Regions from separate parts of the Mus musculus genome. Here region 2 is linked to region 1. A link is a contact called in ENCODE POLR2A ChIA-PET data. All regions are on one chromosome and are shown on one strand. The core of a region is the stretch at or near the end of the contact, and the rest is flanking DNA. Distances in the headings are between cores, read along the strand shown.

Region 1 (5,822 bases), core at 1,577-4,076:
CGGGTTCTGGTGCAGAACGAATGAAAGGAGTTCAAGCAAGCCTGTTGTTGAGCCTCTGTAGTCACGGGAGGGTGGAGGGTGCTGTTTATTGGATAATGGGTAAAGACACCGAGCATCCTACTAGGGACAGAGCATTGAGCAAAAGTTCCTGCTTGCTTGGAACTGCCGTTTCTATGGAGGGAGGAAAGGGTCAAAAAGCAAAAATGTATACAGTGTATCAGATCCCTGAGATGGGGGCTTAGGACTGAGGAATGTTGAGACTTGAGAGCTCTCCCGGAAGGTTTCCCTGAGGGGATAGGAGCAGGTCAGCTGAGATGCCACGTGTTGCTGTGAAGAGCCAGTCATGTGGAGCAGCAGCAGTTGAGGAGACTCCCTTGTTGGGAGCAGGTGTAGGGCAGATAATGAAGACCACGAGGACAGGCTGGGAGGAGCGCTAATACTACTTTATCTGCCTAGGGCAAACTGAGAGTCGAGGCCGACTGCAGGGGGTGGCAGAACTTCGCCTAGCTGGTCTGGAGCTCACAGATGCCTCCCTGAGGCTCCTGTTGCGCCACGCTCCCCAGCTCAGTGCCCTGGACCTGAGTCACTGCGCCCACGTTGGGGACCCCAGTGTCCACCTCCTCACGGCTCCTACTTCCCCTCTTCGAGAAACACTGGTGCACCTCAATCTCGCTGGTAAGTGCGATCCCCCGTGTGAAGTCCCTGTCTACCGTGTGCTACCTCCTTAGCTGTCTAATCTCAACTGCTGCTGCCCCTTACGCAGGGTGCCACCGCCTCACGGACCACTGCCTTCCACTGTTCCGTCGATGCCCACGTCTTCGCCGCCTGGACCTACGCTCCTGCCGCCAGCTCTCACCTGAAGCTTGTGCCCGGTTGGCGGCTGCTGGGCCCCCTGGCCCCTTTCGCTGCCCAGAAGAGAAACTGCTTCTCAAGGACAGCTAGTTGGGTGCCGATGCCCCCTTCCCTTCCCTTCCCCAGGACTCAGCCAGAGAACCTGGACCTCTTGCCTTCATTTCACCCCCTGTTGGGAGGCCAGGTTATTTTCTTCATGACTTGGCACTCCTCAGTTTAATGACTTGGGATTCCTGCCCAGGGACTTGAGCCAGCCTTCCCTCTCTCCCACCTGCACTGATATCTCTGGGGGTCTTTGCTTCCCATCTCTCCCTTTCACCTGCTTCATTGTCCATCCCCTCTGGGGAGTGGGTCAAGAGGTACTGGGGAGGTGCTGAGCCAAAGGGATGGTGGGAGGGAGGGGCGGTGAAGGTGCAAGTCTGGAGTAGGGAAAATGAGGTGACATGGTATCTTGTACACAGGATACTGGGGGCTGGGGGAGGCGATGGATGGGTGTGGGGAGGGCAGAAATCAGACCAACAAGGGTTCAGGGAACAAAGACCAGTTGGGTGGGATGGGGGGCCAAAAAGGGAAAACAGAGGAGCAATTGGGGATCCGAGTGTCAAGACAGGGGGCGCTACAAGCCAGGTAATGCCAGGACTGGGGGCTGGGAGAGGAGCAGATGTGGGGATAGTACCCTCTGCGTAGGGTTGCCTCTCTCCCCTTCCCTCTACCCAGATTTCAGTTTTCCCCGACCTTGACTCCTTGAACGTCACTGAAAATGGCAGCTATTGCAAGGAGTAGGGGCCGCGGGTCTACCTGCTGTTAAGCTCGGTGGCCCAGGGGAGTGGTGAGGGGTAGCCCAGACCCCTGCCTGGCTCTCTACACAATACTTGAACATTCATCTGTACTGAAGTGTTACTTGAACCGGGGGAATCTCGGACTTGGGGGAGTGTGATGTGAGGGGACCAGCTTGACCGAGACTGGGCTATGGGTACCCAGTTTGGACTGTCCCACCCCTAGCTCTCTTGCATTACTGTCTTGAACAGCTCCACCCTTCACTTGAGTTGGGGTGGGGAAATGTCAGCTTAAAGATGGGCAAGATGGGACTCCTCCAGTTTGGCTCTTCCCATTCTTTCATCGTCATGGAAACTCGTGTCCCATTTGCCCAGGGAACTGCCACTCCTGGTTGCCATGGAAATAGCAGCCAATGGACACCTCCGGAAATCAGTGCTAAGACTGGAAACGGTCCCTCTTAGTTGCTGTGGGAACTTAGTAACAGACTCTTGGCACCTCCCCTCTTCCCACCCCTTTCCTTCTTCCAGTGTGGGGGTGGGGTCTCAAGAGCCTGAGGGAGGAGTCAGGTCTAGGTCCCACTCAACTTAGGCCAGGGGGAACTGGATTGTACTACATGGGGGTGGGGGGAGGGGAATCTATCCACATACCTCAGGTAACAGGAAGGTGCGCGGGTTGGGGGCGGGGGCTGGGCGGACCAAAGGCAGGAGGGGGGGCCTGGGGTTGGAGAAAGGCTTGACGGTGGGGCCGCTTGCGGGAGGGGAGGAGGCACCCCGGCGAGGGACAAGTGGGGCACCCAGCCGGGCTGGACCCCTAACCCCACAAGTCTGTACAATAAGGTTTGCTATAAAACTCAGAATCTAGCCGGGGCCGCTGACTTTTTGTGTCTGTCTGCGGTGTCGAGTCTGAGTGGTGGGTAGGGATGGTGGAAGGGGCTCCTTTGGTCTCTGGGAGGAAAATGGGCTTAATTTTCCTGAGATGACTGCTCAAAGAGGAGTGTGGAAGTCTGGACACCTGTGAATGTCCAGGTACATACACTGGGTGGTCTGAGGCCAGCAAAGTCCCAGCAAAAGCTGAGGCTGAGCATTCACGTCGTGGCCTGGGTTAGAGGGTCCCTTGAGATCTCTGCCCGTGGGCAGACTGCAGGGGTTCGTCTCACGGCTCCACCCAATCATGTGGTCACCGGGCTCCGCCCCTGCCCCAGTTCCTGTTTCGGCCCCTGGGCCTTCTAGACGCGTCCGTAACTGTTCCCGCTGGGTCTGCCTTGCCACCCAGGATGGGGTCCCACCCGCGCTTGGGCCGTCCCTTCTTGGGGATACAAGGCGCCTCGGCCCCTCCTTGACCATCTGCGCTTGTGGTGTAACTGCTCTCAGGATGAAGGGCGGCGAGGGGGACACGGGCGAACAGGCCCCGCTGAACCCGGAGGTGGACAGCCCCGCGGGCTCAGCCACGTACCGGGAGTTCGTGCACCGCGGCTACCTGGACCTTATGGGGGCCAGTCAGCACTCTCTGCGGGCGCTCAGCTGGCGCCGCCTCTACCTCAGCCGGGCTAAGCTCAAAGCCTCCAGCCGCACATCTGCTCTGCTGTCGGGCTTCGCCATGGTGAGGGGTGGGAGGGGGTACACGGGGTGGGTAAAGCACGTGGTGGGAGAAGTCAAGAAAATGGGTCCCCAGTACTGGACTGAATAAAAGGGTTTCTTTAGGATAAAAGAAGGAGCTAAGTCCCAAGGGACTGGAAAAACCCTTTATGTCGGGCACAGCTCTAGGAATATAAACAGACTGAAGATCGGTCCCAGAAATGCCGTGGAAGAAGGGAGTAAAGAGGTCAGCAGATGCAGACTGGTGGGGGGAAAGTCTGAAGTGGCTTAGTTACCAAGTCCTCGAGAGTTGAAAGGCAGTCAAAGCTGAATGAGAGCCTATATCAACCAGATCGGGGAAGGGGGATAGTGTATGTGAGAGTCATTTGACTGAAGGGCCCACCTCTCAGAAGGCACAGAGAATTGCCGGGAAAACTAAGAAACCATGAGGAAGCTGCTGGGGAAGGAAGCTGATCAGGGAGCTAGCAGATAAGTCTGATAAACTGCAGGTGTGGGAGGATAATGTCAGCTAACGGTCCCAGCAGTGGCCCCGGGAAGTGGAACTGAAGATTCCAGAGTGTGGCCTGCAGATGTGTCCTGGTTCCTCCCTACTTAGGGCCAGCTGTGCGGCCCCAAGTCGACATCCACTCCAGTTGCCATCTTTAGGAAGTTGTGACATCATAGAAGGTGCTGTCTCTGTGGTCTGCCAAGCTTTTGTCCAGGAGGATGTGGGATTCTTATGGAGACCCCCTAGAACTAGGTGTGTTAGAACAAGCTCCGCTTAGCAAAGGAGGCTCTTCTAGAACAGTGTGCTATCTAGACTACATGGAAGCTGCTGTTTAGACAAGGATGCTCCGCAGGGTATGGGTGTGGAGTGAAGCTCTGCTAGTTTCAGTTTTCTTCACACTTGGGGGGAGGGCACCCTTCATAATGTACCCTTGTGTAAATAGGCCTTGGAGGGAGCTAAGGTGAGGGCATATAAAAGTAACTTAGGTCAATACCTCCCTTTTTTCTGCAACCTCAATATCAGGACGAAAGAATCTGTAATCTTAAAGGTTGCTCTTGCTCTGTTGCTTGTAAGGGGCCCAGATTTCCCCCAAACAGCCCCATAGTTCCTGAGGACATTTGACTGAAAGGAATCAGCACCACAGAAAGAAGGGCACAGCAGCTTGTGTTTGAACCACGTGGCTCCGCCTGCTTCTAAAGGAACAGTACAGTGTGCAGCAGAAGTTGCAGAGCAGATCGTTGTGGTGTCAGTGTGAGAGGGCTTTCTCTGAGGAGCAGTAGGCTGAATGTGTAGGTTCTAGGACCGCCCCCAGTCCTGACAAAGAACCCTGGGTTGGACCCTGGGAGACACCAGAATTAAGCCTGGCCCAGATCCCTGTTTGTGAACACACCTGCCTACTATCTGCGGTGGCCCAATTCCCCAAAATACTCAGTTTTATTTTTGTAAGTACCACTGTATCCCTGCACCACAGTAATCTCGGGATCTGTAAGAAATGGGCCGGGCGTGGTGGCGCACGCCTCTAATCCCAGCACTCAGGAGGCAGAGGCAGGCGGGTTTCTGAGTTCGAGGCCAGCCTGGTCTACAGAGTGAGTTCCAGGACAGCCAGGGCTACACAGAGAAACCCTGTCTCCAAAAACCAACAAACAGAAATGGGAGATATCTTCCTAAACCCAGGTGGCCTGAAGTTAAAACATACAAATCATATTCACAGGCTGTGAATCTAGCCTAGTTCTAGTTGGTAGAGTATTTGCCTACCATTCAGGAAATCCTAGGTTCAATTTCCATTTAAACAACAACAAACATGGTATAGCGTATAGCACACCTATAATCCCAGCACTTGAGGTAATAAAAAAGAACAAACAAGGTTGTTCTTGGCTATACAGAGAGTCAAGGCTAGCCTGGGCTTCATGAAGTCCTATCTCAACAAACATTCAATGTTCAGTACCTGGTATAGTGGCAGTTGTTCATATAAGAAAAGGCATGTTAGACTGCACAGTGAGCTAGTGACAGGATTTTTGACTTCAGCAGCCTGGCTTTAAAGCCCAAACTTGTCCATCAACACAAATGTTTGCAAAGTTCAGGCTAGCTGGGTGGAGTCACGGTAGACTCCCTGACCTGTCAAACATGAGCAGCCATGATTCATCCTGCATAGTTGGCACATTGAATGCAGCCCCGGTGTGACCAGATATGACAAGCTTTTTAGATTGATCTGGAAACGTGAAGCTTATTGGAGTTTAAGAGATGGCAGTTACTACCTTCTGGGTTTTCTCTCTTTGTGCCTTAGACATTAGCATCAACTCTAACAGTCTGTGCCTGGCTCTAGTCATAGAATTTAATGTTTAGCATTAACTTTCTCACTGAGACTATTGTCCCCATTTTTCAGGTAGGAAACTGAGGGAGGCACTTGCTCAGAGATTACACAGTTGTTCAAGGTCATAGGACTGTAACCCTACTCAGGACATTGAAGTAGGGGGGTAGTGAATTTGAGGCAAGTCTGGACTAGTAGGCTGTTGTGAGGAAACTACAAATTGTAGAACTGAGAACAGACCCAAACAGCTCAAGATTTTTGCTTGCTTTGGGTCTATAGTGACTTTTCTTTCTTTTTTCTTTTC
Region 2 (5,822 bases), core at 1,466-3,965, 140 kb after region 1:
AGGTATCTCCTAGAGTTTATCGCAGGAGAGGACTACGTGAGTCCTGCCAAGTCTTCTCACCTGCACACATGTAGGTTCATACTCATAAACACAATAACAGTAAGTAGAGGGTGTCTCAGCACAGCCCCCAAGTTCTGGAAAAAACAGTTGGATTTACATGTTAATCATGGTTGGCCCTGGCATGGGGACAGCATGGTGTATTTACTATGCCTAGGCTAGTCCTTACTTAGGAAGGACATCATCTGAAGATGTCAGGTGAAGTGTCAAGTGAGGTAGAAGCCTGGGCAAAAGCTGTAATGATCCTGAAGAGGGCTAGAGTGGGAGGTGTCCTTTGGTTGTATCTTCTCATTCTTAGGGTGCCGGGCACCTGGTATTATCCTGCTCTGAACTTCTTTACTGCCCAACAGCAAAGTAACCAGTTTTTCCTAGTGCCTTCTCTCTTATTTTTTGTATGTGTGTCTACCTGTGGGTTTGTGCTCATTGCTGTAGATGGCCTGTGGAGTCCAGAGGGGTTTCGAATCCCCTAGAGCTGGAGTTACAGGCAGTAGTGAGCTGCTTGCTGTGGAAGCAGAGCTGAGATTGTCGACAAGAGCAGTGCATGCCGAATCATCCAGCCAGCTTTCCCTCAGTGCCACACACAAAAGGATCTATTCTATTCCCAATGCCATCTCACATAGATACACAACGGTCAGATATTTCTTGGACCATAGTGTCTGAGTTCTGACCTCAAGCTGCCCCTCTCAAGAACTGTTACGAAAGCCGGGCATGGTGGCACACACCTTTAATCCCAGCACTCGGAAGGCAGAGGCAGGCAGATTTCTGAGTTCGAGGCCAGCCTGGTCTACAGAGTGAGTTCCAGGACAGCCAGGGTTATACAGAGGAGCCCTGTCTCGAAAAACCAAAAAAAAAAAAAAAAAAAAAAAAGAAACCTTATGAAAACTGATCACCAAATTATGAATCAAAGAACTTTCAGAGAATGTCTAAATGAGATGTTTATCCAGCCCTACTCTGACTCAACACACTGTTGTGTGCTACTGTAAAAGTTACCAGTGCATGCTGGGTACGTAAAACCATGTGGCAGGAGCCAGTCAGTCTCAACAATAGAGCGTGAGAAAAGGAGCTTTATTCCAGTAAGCCAGCTAAGGAGGAACTGGCTGGCATTATCATCCCTAAAAAACAAAGGTCTTACAGTGCTGCTTCTTTTCATCGACTAGTTCGCCCACAACGCAGTTCCTAAAGTAGTATGCACTGGGCAAGCTATTAAAGGTGTCCGGTGCCCCAATACAGTAATTAAGGAAAACACGTGTGTGTGTGTGTGTGTGTGTGTGTGTGTGTGTGTAGAAAGGTGAAGTTAAACAGCAAATTAGACATGTGTTACTCCAATTCATCTACCAATAAGTTTACCTTGAATGCTGCTATATAGCTTATATAAAGCTATGACTTAACCATATGTATATATGGTTTAACCTTTACTGAGTCTCAGAGAATTGGTATTCTGTACTTGGAGGAGTGTCACTACAGATTCTCCAGGCACTGTCTCCCTGCTCAAACCCTTCTTGGCTGGAGATGTTCAGTGGTAGTGTTTGCCTAACATTAATGAAGCTTCGGGTACAATCTCTAGCAGTGCATGAACCTGGTGTGGTGCCATCCTAACCTCAACATTTGAAAGGTGGAGGTTAGACAACCACTCAAGGTTCTCCCTGGCCACGCTCGAGGTTTTTTGTTTTTGTTTTTCAAAGATTTATTTATTTATTATATGTAAATACATGTACACTGTAGCTGTTTTTAGACACTCCAGAAGAGGGTGTCACATCTTGTTATGGATGGTTGTGAGCCACCATGGGGTCTTAACTCGGGACCTTCATAAGAGCAGTCAGTGCTCTTAACTGCTGAGCCATCTCTCCAGCCCCGCTACATGAAATTCTTAAGAGAAAAGAAGTTGCCGGGCAGTGGTGGTGCAGGCCTTTAATTCCAGCACATGGGAGGCAGGGGCAGGCAGATTTCTGGTCTACAGAGTGAGTTCCAGGACAACCAAGGCTACACAGCGAAACCCGGTCTTGAAAAAAAAAGAGAGAGAAAGAGTGAGTAAGTTTATTTTGAAGGTAGTTTATTTGGCACACCTGTTCTTTTCCTGTCTCAACTGGTTTTTGCTCCCACCCTGAGCGAGAGACGCAAATATAGAGTGGGTAGCATATAAAAAGCCCTGGGTTTTGGCCCCAAGCATCCCATAAAACTTAATTCAGTGATAGAGTACAACTGTAATCCCCAGGATACTGCTGCACGTTCAATGAATTTCAGGCTAGCCTCTGAGAACCTTTCTCAAGAAATAGGAATGCTCGCCTTTAATCCCAGCATTCGGGAACCCAAGGCAGGAGGAGCTAGGTCAGCAAGTGTGTAGGCAGCCCGGGCTATGTCACAACAAACAACTCCACAAAAATAGCTAAGTCCGGGTGTGGCGGTGCACGTCTTTAAATACCAGGACTCAAAAGGCAGAAGCAGGTGGATCTCGAGGCCAGTATGGTCTACATAGCGAGTTCCAGGTCAGTTAGGACTGTAATTAGACCCTGTCTCAAGTTGGGCCAATTTTTAGCAACAACAGCCACACGCAGTACGCACAAAACAAAACCTTGCCACGTCACAACCTCCCCACCTCCAACACGCAAGACTATGCCCGCCCCCACTGATCCGGAAATAAAAGCGGCTCTCTGGCCGGTCACTTCCGGCACAGCAATGGCGGCACAGGGAGCTACAGCTGCAGTTGCTGCAACAACTTCAGGAACTGTAGGGGAGGGAGAGCCCGGCCCGGGGGAAAATGCAGCAGTCGAGGGGCCTGCCCGGTCCCCGGGCCGGGTCTCTCCGCCGACTCCGGCGCGTGGCGAACCAGAAGTCACCGTGGAGATCGGAGAAACGTACCTGTGCCGGCGGCCGGATAGCACCTGGCGTGAGGGCGGGGCCCAGGGCCTAGGGGCGGGATTTAGGGAATGGGCATGGCCTAGGAATGGGCGCTCTGTGGGGCTGGGAGTCTTGGGGCCAGGGTGGTGACTCAGGTAAGAAGGCGGGATTTCGGGAGCTGAGAAGCCCACTTTGTAATTGGAGGTTGGAGTCAGGCCATGCTTGTTTTCACCTGTAAAGCCACCAGTCAGCTGAATACAGAGTTGGCCTGTGAACATTCACTCTGGTTCGATTTCAGGCTTCATTTTTTTTTTTTTTTGCTATATCTGTTCCTTCATTGGTGTTTTGTTGTCTGTCTTTACATTTCTCTTGCCCCCTCATCGCCAGCAAAGAGGACAGCCCAGTTCCTAAAAACACGTTTCCTTATCTTCCTTATCTTTTCTTCCTTTTCTTTCCCTCTTCAAAATAAACCTCAAGCTGCTGGCTTCAAAATAAACTCCGAGCTGAGATGGCTCAGGACATAAAGGTATTTGTCACCAAGTCTGGTGATTTGAGTTCTGTCCCCAGGACCCACATGGTAGAAGGAGACAATGATTCTTACTGTTTGCCCTCAGAATCCATATAAGAGTATCCCCCACCCCCTAATACGATAAATACATCTAATTTAAACGAATAAATGTCGGTCATGGTGGCATACACCTTTAATCCCAGCCCTGGGAAGGCTGTGAGTTTGAGGCCAGCCTGGTCTGCATAGCAAGTTCCAGAAGAGCCAGGACTACATAGAGAGACCTTGTCTCAAAACATAATTAAACTCCTTAGACTGGGTTTGTTTGTTTTTTGTTTTGTTTTTTGTTTTTTCGAGACAGGGTTTCTCTGTGTAGCCCTGGCTGTCCTGGAACTCACTCTGTAGACCAGGCTGGCCTCGAACTCAGAAGAAATCCGCCTGCCTCTGCCTCCCAAGTGCTGGGATTAAAGGTGTCTGAGACCTTTCCAGTTTCTAGGCACTTCTAGTAAGGGCTATTGCCAGACCAATCTTGCTCTGCCCGCCAAAACTATGTGTTTATGTGCCTTTTATCACCTGCTCTTGCTATAAGTAATCTCATGTCTTCCTGGCTAGCTCTTACTCATCTCTTAATTTTTGTTTTTTAAAAAGTTATTTATTTATTTTTTATTATTATTTTTAAAATTTATTTATTTATTACATGTAAGTACACTGTAGCTGTCCTCAGACTCTCCAGAAGAGGGAGTCAGATCTCATTCTGGGTGGTTGTGAGCCACCATGTGGTTGCTGGGATTTGAACTTCAGACCTTCGGAAAAGCAGTCGGGTGTCTTACCCACTGAGCCATCTCACCAGCCCCTATTTATTTATTATATGTAAGTACACTGTAGCTGTCTTCAGACACCCCAGAAGAGGGTCTCAGATCTCATTACAGATGGTTATGAGCCACCATGTGGTTGCTGGGATTTGAACTCGGGACCTGCGGAAGAGCAGTCAATGCTCTTAACTACTGAGCCATCTCTCTCGCCCCTAGTCTCTCTTTTTTTTTTATTATTTTTTTTATTTTATTTATTTATTATATGTAAGTACACTGTAGTTGTCTTCAGATACACCAGAAGAGGGCATCAGATCTCATTAAGGGTGGTTGTGAGCCACCATGTGGTTGCTGGGATTTGAACTTCGGACCTTTGAAAGAGCAGTCGGGTGCCCTTACCCACTGAGCCATCTCACCAGCCCCCCTAGTCTCTTTATCTCCTGTGGTGATCCCATTCTAGACCCCTTCAGGCAAAGTCAGTTGCTTGCATGGTCTGGCACGTTTTTCTTTTTCGTACCTCAGCCATACTGGGTTTTTTTGTTTGTTTGTTTTTTGTTTTTTCGAGACAGGGTTTCTCTGTGTAGCCCTGGCTGTCCTGGAACTCACTCTGTAGACCAGGCTGGCCTCGAACTCAGAAGAAATCCGCCTGCCTCTGCCTCCCAAGTGCTGGGATTAAAGGTGTGCGCCACCACACCCGGCAGCCATACTGTTAAAATTATCTGCCTTTCTCTGTCAATGGGAAAACACTAGAGAACAAGATCTCTTGTGATTCCTCACTGTATCTTCTCACTGTGGCCAGCATTACATAGTGGAGCGCCAGACGAGCATTAATTTCTAGACATCTCTGCATCTGTCCCTGTGCTACAGACTAAAGCATGGTCACCCTTTTAGGTATTCTCCAGATGAAGGAACTAAAGCTCAGAAAGTCAAACCATGGGGCTACAGTCATTTAGGAAATGTGAAGGAAGCTTAAACTGTCTTAATCCCCAGCCAGCTCTCATGGCCCCCAAATGAGTGAATGAGCACTGACTTTGGAGGTAGTCTTAAACATGCTTAAATACCAGGTTTTCTCAGTTTTCAAATCTCTGGTCCTCTGTAACACCCCCTGTACCTCCCCCAAGTCCTAACCTGGCTCACCTTACAGGGTAAATGGCAGGTGTGGACAGATGGATCTGGAAATTACCCCTCAGATCCCCCCCCCTTTTTTTTTTTCTTGACAGATTCAGCAGAAGTGATCCAGTCTCGAGTGAATGACCAGGAAGGCCGAGAAGAATTCTATGTTCACTATGTGGGCTGTGAGTGCCTGGGGCCCTGGGGCCTGGGTGGAAGGAGGGAGGCAGTCAGTCAGTCCCTCACGGTGCGTCCTAACAGTTAACAGGCGACTGGACGAATGGGTGGACAAGAACCGACTCGCACTGACCAAGACAGTGAAGGATGCCGTGCAGAAGAACTCTGAGAAATACCTGAGTGAGCTGGCCGAGCAGCCAGAGCGCAAGATCACTCGAAACCAAAAGCGAAAGCATGATGAGATCAACCATGTGCAGAAGGTCCTGGCCCCTCCCTTCTCAGGACCATCACAACAAAGCCATAGCAACTCCCATGTGAAAGCTGGTAGT

The links. ChIA-PET counts read pairs that join two places held with the same protein, here RNA polymerase II (POLR2A).
Region 2: POLR2A ChIA-PET joins it to region 1 with 11 read pairs in embryonic stem cell. The contact joins the promoter of Kat8 here to the promoter of Orai3 in region 1. POLR2A ChIA-PET finds 5 or more read pairs at or near these places in 3 of 5 experiments (Patski and embryonic stem cell).

What each region holds. Positions count from the first base shown.
Region 1 is chr7:127,766,989-127,772,810 of GRCm38, forward strand. It overlaps Orai3 (ORAI calcium release-activated calcium modulator 3), which reads left to right and starts at 2,827. Exons shown (of 2, transcript NM_198424.3): 1 at 2,827-3,228. The coding sequence starts at 3,001. It overlaps Fbxl19 (F-box and leucine-rich repeat protein 19), which reads left to right. Exons shown (of 11, transcript NM_172748.2): 10 at 457-675; 11 at 764-1,940. The coding sequence ends at 942.
Region 2 is chr7:127,909,802-127,915,623 of GRCm38, forward strand. Kat8 (K(lysine) acetyltransferase 8) reads left to right here and starts at 2,716. Exons shown (of 11, transcript NM_026370.2): 1 at 2,716-2,941; 2 at 5,427-5,501; 3 at 5,578-5,753. The coding sequence starts at 2,731.